Linked DNA regions of Homo sapiens: all the other regions are linked to region 1. Evidence: chromatin loops called from intact Hi-C (ENCODE). Cell type or tissue: MCF 10A. All regions are shown on one strand. Region 1 overlaps SHROOM3 (shroom family member 3). Region 2 overlaps SHROOM3 (shroom family member 3). Region 3 overlaps SHROOM3 (shroom family member 3). Region 4 overlaps SHROOM3 (shroom family member 3).

What was found. Hi-C counts contacts between places; a loop is a spot of excess contacts. Peaks named below come from ENCODE experiments on the same cell type or tissue, not always from the same donor. Only the 100,000 strongest peaks of a DNase experiment are listed, where the experiment ranks them.
Region 2: a loop joins it to region 1, with 3 times the contacts of the local background. A loop is called at or near these places in 4 of 110 quality-filtered maps.
Region 3: a loop joins it to region 1, with 4 times the contacts of the local background. A loop is called at or near these places in 7 of 110 quality-filtered maps.
Region 4: it touches region 1 in a loop (4-fold over the local background); 4 of 110 quality-filtered maps call a loop at or near these places.

What each region holds. Positions count from the first base shown.
Region 1 is chr4:76,638,337-76,640,836 of GRCh38, forward strand. The region is part of intron 2 of SHROOM3 (shroom family member 3); the gene reads left to right. All of the region lies in intron 2 of LOC105377290 (a long non-coding RNA gene), which reads right to left. Among named protein-coding and RNA genes, the nearest start is that of MIR548AH, 64 kb to the left of the region's middle. In MCF 10A, no CTCF peak of the experiment used is centred here; DNase peaks (open chromatin) are centred at 1,145 and 2,095.
Region 2 is chr4:76,516,108-76,518,607 of GRCh38, forward strand. All of the region lies in intron 1 of SHROOM3 (shroom family member 3), which reads left to right. Among named protein-coding and RNA genes, the nearest start is that of MIR4450, 56 kb to the right of the region's middle. In MCF 10A, no CTCF peak of the experiment used is centred here; no DNase peak of the experiment used is centred here.
Region 3 is chr4:76,747,597-76,750,096 of GRCh38, forward strand. It overlaps SHROOM3 (shroom family member 3), which reads left to right. Exons shown (of 11, transcript NM_020859.4): 6 at 1,421-1,494. All of the region lies in intron 1 of SHROOM3-AS1 (SHROOM3 antisense RNA 1), which reads right to left. Among named protein-coding and RNA genes, the nearest start is that of SHROOM3-AS1, 54 kb to the right of the region's middle. In MCF 10A, a CTCF peak has its summit at 1,312 (motif pointing left); a DNase peak (open chromatin) is centred at 1,295.
Region 4 is chr4:76,732,409-76,734,908 of GRCh38, forward strand. The region is part of intron 4 of SHROOM3 (shroom family member 3); the gene reads left to right. The region is part of intron 2 of SHROOM3-AS1 (SHROOM3 antisense RNA 1); the gene reads right to left. Among named protein-coding and RNA genes, the nearest start is that of SHROOM3-AS1, 69 kb to the right of the region's middle. In MCF 10A, a CTCF peak has its summit at 1,250 (motif pointing left); a DNase peak (open chromatin) is centred at 1,223.

The DNA of each region.
Region 1 (2,500 bases):
AAGTAAAAATATAAAATATTTTGAGTAAGCAGCATAGCAAGACCCTGTTTCAACAAAAAAAAAATCAGCCAGATGTGGTGGTGCACATCTGTAGTTCTAGCTACTCAGGAGGCGAGGCAGGAGGATCGCTTGCGCCTAGGAGTTCAAGGCTGTAGTAAGCTATGATCACACTGCTGCATTATGCCTGAGTGAAAGAGTGAGACCTCATGTCTTTACAAAAAGTTTTCTTTTTTAGTCAAAATATTCTTTCAAAAGGATCTAGTTAAAGGTTAATTTTCTGGCATACAAAGCTAGCAGACCAAATGGGTTCAAAACTTTAAATAGCATAATTCATCCAGGAAGACCATTCCTTTTTATTTTTTCCTGTGCCTTTATCTGCAAAGCTCTAAAATGGCCTTCAGGAATAAGGCAAGGTAGCTAATATTTTTCAAGCAAATTCAAGAGCAAGATAGAAATGAAATGATCCCATCTTATCTTTTCCTTCCTCCGATACCTCTGCAGTCTGACCCTAGGGAATGAGTGCTATGCGGATCAGATCAAGAGAGGTGATTTGTTTACTACTTCTGAAGACCCTAAAACTTTTGCTAACCCTAAAAGTGACCTAACCTCTTGGGAAGGGAGGGGCATTCAGTCTCGAATGACACAGACCAACCAAGAACTCCTACGGACCAGTAAGCCCTTAACCGTGTAGATACCGAAGTGAGCTTTGGGGAGAGAGAGAATCGCTATCCCCCAGACATGGTAAGGCAGTCCCCTTGAGGCAGTCACAAGTCAACTGCTCAATCTTTGGCTAGTGTCCCTCAGTAGACTAGCTCTAGTTATAAGGGGATGTTCTAAATAACCCCAATGGAACAATCCACAGCCACTTACTGAGTACCTAATAAACCCATGTATCACTCCCTGCTACCTACTGTTGAGGTAGATAGCCTCTGAAGAGCCTCTGGATTCACAAAAGCCACCCTGAAATGAATATTTCTCCAAAAAGTGCTTGGGGTTTCTTCCACATCCCCACATCCCAGCTCCCTTCCCTTTCATGCCCACAGCAAGGTCTATTGCTGCAAATTGGTGGTGAGGCAAGTTGGCTGGGAGGTGCACCTACACGGGGGAGTTCTATTGTTTTTATAACCAGTGCCAGCTCTGAGTGCGTGGTGAGTAAGAGCCTCTTCCTCTTCCCTCTGGGCTGCCCTCCTCTCCCATGCCAATCTCATTGCTGGCCTGTTGTGGATATGGTGGTAAGCAAGGGCGGCTGCCTGGCTCTGATGCTTCCCAGACTTGGGACCCAAAACTCAAGAAGACAACGAAACATGTAAGTGAGGGCTTCATGGGCCTGTGTTTCCTATTAGCCAGTATTCCTGGGTAAAGTTTTCTGGGGAGAAGGGGCAAATGTGAAGACACCACTACAGCGTTACTCTTCCTTCCCCCGTTAAGTAAATGGGAAGTTCTTACTTGGCACACAAGAATAAAATGAATGTTGACTGCCTCTTCCAGTCACCTTTGGGCTGATTTTAGGTTAGACGACGTTTTCCCTAAAGGAATCTTATTTCTGCAAACTTCTTTTTTAAAACTCAAAATAATGTCTGCTTGTTCACTTTTATGTTAGAAAGTTATAATACGAGAGTAATTATGGTTACTCTTGTAACCATAATTTTGCTTATACATTGGTTTTGCTATTTTCCTTTCTGAATGGTGTTTATTTTAGATTTTAGCTCCTCTCTTGTGTTATGTTGCTAACATTTTTGTCAGCTGCCAGATTATTACAAGCAGATAAAGGGGGAGTTTTCTTCTAAAGAGACCCCCATAGTTCACGCTCAAAGAATTTGTTTTGTATACCCTGTGAGGGGGTGAGGGAAATAATTCATTGGTGTCTTTGTGTGTGTGTCTACGTGTGTCGTTAGCTGTAATCTGCAAAGATTTCTGCATCTTTAAGCATAAAGATCGCTTTCTCATTTTGTAACATGATTTCTTTTCAAACTTGTCATGTAATTGAATCCAGCTTTGAGTGACACTTTAAAATATGCTCTCCCGCGTCAGAAGTGCTTCTTTAAGCCAGGTGCTCTTCACGCTCACCTGCTGGCGTGTTTGATTAGCAGCCAGCCACAGCCAGGTGCCAAATCCATTCTAAATATGGGAGCCTGTGCTTGAGAAGACTAGTCATACTAATTATTCAGACCTCCTCCTTGGAAGTAATGTGGCAAAATCACAGAAGCAGAAAAGCCAGAAACAGTATGAGACTTGCTATTGAGGGACCATAAAATCAGAATTTTGCCTCATAATATTGTTTTGTTCTTGGGTACATCCTTTCCAGCTATGAGCTCACCAGCCCTTGCTCTGTCTCTGAGCTGGTTGGCATCATTGCCGTTCTACAGATGGAGAATGGGAGATACAGCTGTGCAAGCCAAAATGCCCAAAAGCCGGATGATCTCACTGAAACTGGGAGCCAGCACCCCAGGTGTCTCTCTAGCTCCTTGCTGCTGGTGAATCTGCAGCTTAAAAAAGGAGA
Region 2 (2,500 bases), 120 kb before region 1:
TGATCCTTCTTTGAAGTCACCACAGAGTCTTTCTGCTCCTTCACCCACTATGGTTAGTGAATGACCAAGGATACTGACTTTACCTCCTACTATTACTCAAATGTATATCTCTTCTCCGTCATTTCTCCTGTTCAGTTCCTCTTTCTCTCTAGCCTGGTCAATTGCAATATCTTTGTAACATGTTTTCTAGACTGTAATATTGCTCCTATTATCCATCCTTCCAACTAGGAAAGTAATATTCCTGAAGTCCAAATCATGCCATGTCCCTACCTTATTAGTTCTCTGTGTTGAGATCAGATGAAGCTATAGGCAGAGATGCTCTTATGACATGAAGGACTGGGGTTCCCTTGTAAGACCATCAGAATTTGCCCTATCTAAGCCCCTACTCAGGAGCCTAGAGGAATCCCTGAACTGAATGGTCTGAGTCAGCTGATACTCTCAGATAACAGCACTTTGCTCATAATATATGAAAACAGGAGCATGATTTAGAAAAAAAAAAGGAACCAAAATCACCAGCTAATAGATATTATGCAATAAGCACATTACAGAAACACAAAGTCCTGGTGTACATCACCAGGGCAGTCCCTGAGGACAGTCTAGCCAATAACTACACTTAAGTTGGGTCTCCAGATCTGATTTTCTAAGTTTCTGATCCTGGATCCTTTCATAAATTATAGCTGCTACCTCCAATCCCACCCCAAGTCTCATGAACAGGAAATCTGTGAAAAAGTTTTACAGGGAGGTTTGAGAACTCCCTCTGAGCTAGCCAATCCAGAGTCTTGCTTTCAGCCAAGCTTCCATCATACCCAGATTTTAATGATGAGTTATTTATGTTCTCACTTAAGGAAATCCTTTCCTACCCTTTGGAACTTCTATTTATCTTGTTATTAAAACTGTCTTCAAATAGATTTCCTGCTGCAATACAACACACTTGGTGACTTTCTCAGTCTTACAATGGGATTAGATATTTAGTGCTGAAAGGATCATTGCAAGGAGAGCAATCAGGTTTCTTCTCAGTGACAACTGCTTGGTCTTCTTTGCTGTAAAAGAACTTTGCTTTGAGCTTTGATACATGGAAAATGTCTGCCAGAGGCCCTGGTGAGAAAGAGTCCGTGTGTCTGCCCATCTTGGGTCATACCCTTGTCATCCAGGAACTAACAAGTCACCCCAGTTTACATGCAGTTGGCATTGGATGGGTGTAGGCAAATCACCTGGACTATCAAAGATACAGTGTCTAAAAAAGGCTCACTTCCTCCCTATCCCAGGTGGTAACACTGCATCGCAAGTACAGGGCATCCCAAATACAGAACATCCCTAACCCTGCATGCCCAGGGCACTGTTCTCAGCTCTGCTGGTCTGACCAGGTAGTTTCACAGAATTCTTGCTTGGTTAACTTGTAGTTTTTTGACATGATGTGCTAGATAGGTAAGATTTAGGATTCTTATCCATGTAAATGAAACTTAAAAAGAATTTCTCCTGATTGAGTTGCTTAGGGTTTTTGTTTGTTTGTTTGGTATATATATATATATATATAAAGGGGATGTTAGGGCTGTAGTCAGTGGCTGATTATTTGAAAATTTCTTCAACAATATGGGTTCTGTTCTGCTAATTCTCAGACCAATGAGGGCCTGTGTATGCTAGCAGAGAGAGGAAAAGACTAGGGTTTTCAGATTAGGACTCTGGGCCAGAATTTGTTACCATGTGACCTTGGACCACTCATTTAACCAAAGCTTCCCAGCCATTCCCCGTGGAAAGGAAGTGGATTGAATGACCTCCCGGTAGCCTCACCGGGATATTGCGGCTGCAGCAGAGCAAGGGCTGCATATAGAAGAGGAACATGAAGACTTTTTCCTTACAAAGTAAATGATATGAATTGACTGTGGTAAAGTTTCTAAATCAGATTTTTTTTAGTCCAGAGGGACAGCTTTTAAAATGAGAGATTTATTTAAGTTATAAGGAAATATCTGTCAACCCTCAGAAATTGCAAGATGATTATTTTGGTTGTGTGTGTGTATGTGTGTGTGTATTCCTAGTGGAGGGTGAGAGCTTGACTCTTAAGAATCATATAAAATATCAAATTATCTCAACTTCTGATAAATAGGGGGAAAGACAGACATTTTGGGGAGGTTCAAACCTCTATAATTCTTTAGGCATTTAACCCCCCAAGAGCAGGGACTACATTTATTCATTCGTAGTGTCCTCCACTCCATATCAGCATCTGGCACCTAATATGCACTCCATAAATCTTTGTTGTGGTTGAATGAGATCATTTTCCCCATGTCTTTGAAAGACAGAGGCAAAAACAGAGTGTTCTCATTAATGGACAGGGTTTTATTTCATTTTCTTTCCCCTCCCCCCTCCTTCCTTTTTGCCTGTCTGCCTGCCTGCCTTCCTTCCTTCCTTCTTTCCTTCCTTCCTACCTTCCTTCCTTCCTACCTTCTTCCTTCCTTCCTTCCTTCTTGCCTGCTTGCCTGCCTGCCTGCCTGCCTGTGTTAAATAA
Region 3 (2,500 bases), 110 kb after region 1:
TATTTATACTTTACTGGGTTAGGCGCTCACATGGGACCTAGGCTTTTCCAATTAATTATTGGCAAAGTAGCACATTCTTGTCAACATAGGGAAAAATGGTGGGAAAAGACTTTTAAAGGACCATAAATTTCATGGAGAGCAGGAATTCTCATTCCCTACAGTGATATTTGAGTGAATCAGAACACATGGAATTCATTTTTCTCAAGCCATTCAAGTCTGATTACATCCAGCCCAGCTGCCATTCAACCTATAAAGATTCCATGGCAAGACCTTGGGCTTTGAAGAGATCATGGCTTGAATCATAGTTTCTCCACTTACTTAACTGTGGGCAAGATATGTCACCTTGCTGAGCTGCAATTACATACCCTGCTTCCAATTGTTATAAAGATTAAGTTACAAAAAAAAAGTCAAGTGCCTAATATTCCAGGCATATAATTTGTTGGTGCAAGGTACTTAGCAGAGTGTCTGGCACACAGTAAATACCCAGTACCGGTAGCTGCAATTATTAATAATGTTCAGGGGTTTGTTTCTTCTGCCTGCTCCCACCTTTGACCCTTTCTATTGCTTATTAGTTTCTCAACCACTAAACAAAAACAATGAGGAACGGGGTGAAGAGCAGTTAACCCATTGGGCAGGGTTAAATGGCAAAATAAATTACTGAAATTAAGTTAGAGATTATATATGGATTTAATTTTTCTGGTTTTTGCCTGTCTCCTGTCATAAATAATTGGGAGTTTAATATATTATCATCAATGGCAACATCATCATCTTCATCATGGACCTGATCACAGGGACCAAACTGTATACTATCAAAAACTGACAACCCTTTCAGGACTCCAGTATATACCCTCATTAAAACAAAAACAACTACCCCTGAAAAGGCCCCAGAGTTATTGATCTCACATGTGAGTGAACTTTTTCCTAGAATTTATTGCACCCGATTACAATCCAAATTCATATCTTCACTAATTGTAACTAGGAACATTTGAGATTTTTGCAAAATGTAATAGACTGTCCTTTCCCGTCATCTCTCATATTTCCCTATTGCCATTTGAAAAGTTTGGCCCATTGAATTCATTGTCTTCGTTATCCTATTTCAAGTTTAGCAGTTGTTTTGAACTCCAGAGATAATCGTTAGGAGACTTCTCTTAGTTAGGAAACATCCTTGTTAGAGGAGGCACCTGGTGAGACAGACTGAAGTTCAAATTCTGACTCTGCTTTTTTTTTTTTTTTTTTTTTTTAAATCTTCGGCTTATCTCCTGCATCGATGCCATGGGATTATGTAAGAGTGCCACCACGTGGCCTGACAATAGTAGGTTGCCAGTAAATAGGTGTTCCTTCTCCTTTTTACCTCCACCCTCTTGGTAAATTTAAACACCCGTTTATTGGCAGTAATGCTGTGCCTTTCTTGTGTTTCAAGGATGTGCTTTTGGGGCAAGACAGTGGCTTTGGTCTTGTGAAGGATCCATGTTATTTGGCTGGTCCTGGATCTAGGTATGTACATGTACTTATGATGCTCTCTGCATATGAATGCTGCTGGTGTTAAACTACTCTTGTTCCTTTCTACAAGAAATTGAAATGTGATGTCATATAGTGTCACATGCTTTTTTGATTTGTCTAGGCCATGGATAACTTTTTTTTTTAGTTTTATTATTATACTTTAAGTTTTAGGGTACATGTGCACAACGTGCAGGTTTGTTACATATGTATACATGTGCCATGTTGGTGTGCTGCACCCATTAACTCGTCATTTAGCATGGAGAACTTTTTATTTTCCATTTAGAAATGATTTTCTTTAAGAATGACACTTGTTCAAAATAGGTTTTGAACATGTGCTACTGAGGACAAGGTTGATTTGGCTAACCAGTTTGACAACAGAATAATTAATGGAGGTGCTATTCTTGAGCGTGCCCCATGGCTTTCACAAATGGGGCCTCCTGTGTGGCTGATCTCATCCAGCTCTGTGTGCAGAGCATCACATCTGGTGACCACAGTGCTAGGGAAGAACGGGCATTTCATGAACAGCTTCACAGAGGAAGGCAAACTGTAAGCATCGGAGGTGAAAAATAAAGCTCAAAATCATAACTTTATACATGTGGGGATGGAAAACAGAGGAAAGTCGTTTTTTTAAAATGCCATCAAAATCATATATCCTGGGTAGAAAAGTAAAATGAGCACTTTTTTAGAATTTAAAATTTTGAACTGTTCACATGGGACTTAATAAGTAGAAATTTTCAGAAAGGGTATTCTCTGAACCATGTACTCTGTATGTAGTTTTAATGCAGCATTACAGAGTTATCTACTATAATCTATTATTACTAATGATAATACACCTACACCCTACCTACTCCTTTCTACGTTTTTAAGCCATTTCCTTAATTTTTCTTACATTTCATTCAATCATTGTTTCTACATTCACCTTCTTAATAACACAACCTAATTCTGTCAAGTAGAAGCAGCCAACATGGTCAGGAAGTAGGTATTAATTACCTGCTTTCTA
Region 4 (2,500 bases), 94 kb after region 1:
TCACTGATGAACAGTAGCTCATGGAATTGAACAGGACAAACCTCTCTCAGCATATCAGGGTAGGATTCAGGCCACAGGAAGAGATAATGTCCTGGTTCCTTCCTGGTTACAGATGCTCCTCTCCCTTGCCCATGTCCTTCCCAATCACCCTGAAAGAAATTATTCTCACCGTCTGAGCCATCTGTTCTCAGAGAGCAGGTTTCCTAGCAGTGTCTCCTGACCCTTGACAAAGCCAGACTACTTTTGCTTTACAGGCATGGAGGTGTTGAGGGCCTTTAGAAGGTAAGGTGTGTGGAGCCTAACAATGAAGGAAGAATAGCATAGTGGTAAGGGACTGGGCCTTTAAGTCAGACCTAGGTTTAAATCTCCCCTTACCCCTACGGTGTAAGCTTGAGCAAATCATTTAACCTTTGATCTTGGCTTCCTTTTCTGTAAAATAACTAGTACCTACATCATTGGATTGTTGTGAGGATTATATAAAATAGCATATGTGCAATTCTTAGTACATAGTAAGCACTCAATGAATGATGACTGATTATAATAATTAAGCTGAAGACTTCAGGACACCATGAAACCTGGTACTGAACTTGAGGGTGAATGGCCAGCACACACTTATAAATGCAGGTGGGTATGTATTAACAGAGTGCCCTTCAACAGTGGGGTCCTTTGAGCATCCTTACTCCTAACCTTCTTATGAAGCCCTAAATCCAAAGCCACACTGTGACTTAAAAAATGTGCTGGCCCTTCAGCAGAGATAAGCACTGCAATCAGTACTTAGAATGACTGCTTACAGTAACTATGGTGAGCTCCAGTAGGCCTCAGGGGAATGGGGCCGTCAGCACCAGAAGTACAGTATTTTCAAGGCTTTGCTTCTGCACCTCCTCCTTCCTCCTCTGCATCCCAGCCTCCAGAGGGGCTTAGGCAGGTGGATCTGCCCTTGTGCTGTATCTACCACTCTGTCTCTCTGATTGAAGCTTCAAAATTGTTCCTCCTGACATAAGGACCATCAGCACAAAAGCACTGCATGGGGACAAAAGGAGAAAGGAAAGTTCAAATAACTCAAAATGTTACAGGCGTGTGCATTCTCTCCTGCTGCAGCACAAACCACCCTGTGGTGCAGCACAAACAAACCATGCCTGAGGCTTGCAGCTTTGGCAGAGGGCTTGACCCCCATGCTGAGTTCCACCTGTGGGATCTGATCTTGGCAGCGGCAGGTGGAGAGGTGCCCCAGGTGTGTTTCTGAGGAGCACAGTGGCATCTAGTGGTCCAGTGTGCCACATCAGTTGGCTGGTATCTCTCTGACAGCCTTAGTTTAAGTTCCAGAAACCAATCTCAGTCCTGAATTTATGGATCTGTTTCTTGTTAAGAAGCAGGCGTAAGAGGGGGTGAGAGGATGAGGGAGAGACAGGAGTGAGGTGAGAGAGAGAGAGAAAGAGAAGTATGGAGAGACTGAAGATGTGTAATTTAACTGTGAGCTAGGTTGGATTTGGAATTTCACTGAAATTGTATTTCAGCTGCTTTCTGTCAGACCCTTGACACTCTGTTTTTGCTGCCCTATGGAAATCTCACCCAGTGGTTCTAAAGTACTAAAGTACTTTAGAAGAGACTGAAAAGTTATGTAGTCTAGCCCCCTGACAAGAGGCTGAAATAGCAGTATCAAATCAGTGATTCATTCATTCAACAAATCTGTATGAGCATCCACTATGTCTCAGATGCTTTGTAGGTATTGGGAGTACAGTGGTGAACAAGGCATAAAAAGCCCCCTGCACCACAATTATTTGTTTCCCAAAATGTGTTCCGTGGAATAACAATCCACTAGATACTTCTTAGAAAAAAAAGTTTCTGAGATCAAGTAAGTTTAGAAAACATCTCTTAGTTAAATTATATATTTCTCTTTTAGAACAACACATGAAAAATGGTTTGGGAGAACAATAGTTTATAAAAGACTCAGAAATCTTGCAGTAAATAAAATTGTTTAGCTTATTTAGCTCAATATTTTCCAAACATATTTAATCATCTAAGGAATTAGTGTTCTGTGAGCACACTTTAGGAAATGTTTTCATACACTTATTTTGTGCTCTATGTTTTAAATATTTTAAAAATACTTTTTTTTTTTTTTTTGAGATGGGTCTCACTGTGTTGCCCAGGCTGGGGTGCAGTGATGCGATCAAGGCTAACTCCAACATTGACATTCTGGGCTCAAGCGATCCTCCCGCCTCAGCCTCCCAAAGTGCTGGGATTACAGGCGTGAGCCACCGTACCTGGTAGATACCTGTGTTTAAAAGTATTTTAAACACACAAAATAGAATGATATTATAAAAATACATACATCTACCACAGAATTAAAAAGCATTTTATGTTCACTTCAGTTCTTTAAATATTATAGATACAGTCAAAGTCTCTTTCACATAACCAAAGGGATATGATATAATGTCAAGTAGTGGTAAGTGCTGTGAAGAAAATAAAGCAGGGTAACAGGCATAAAGGAGAGAAGAGATGC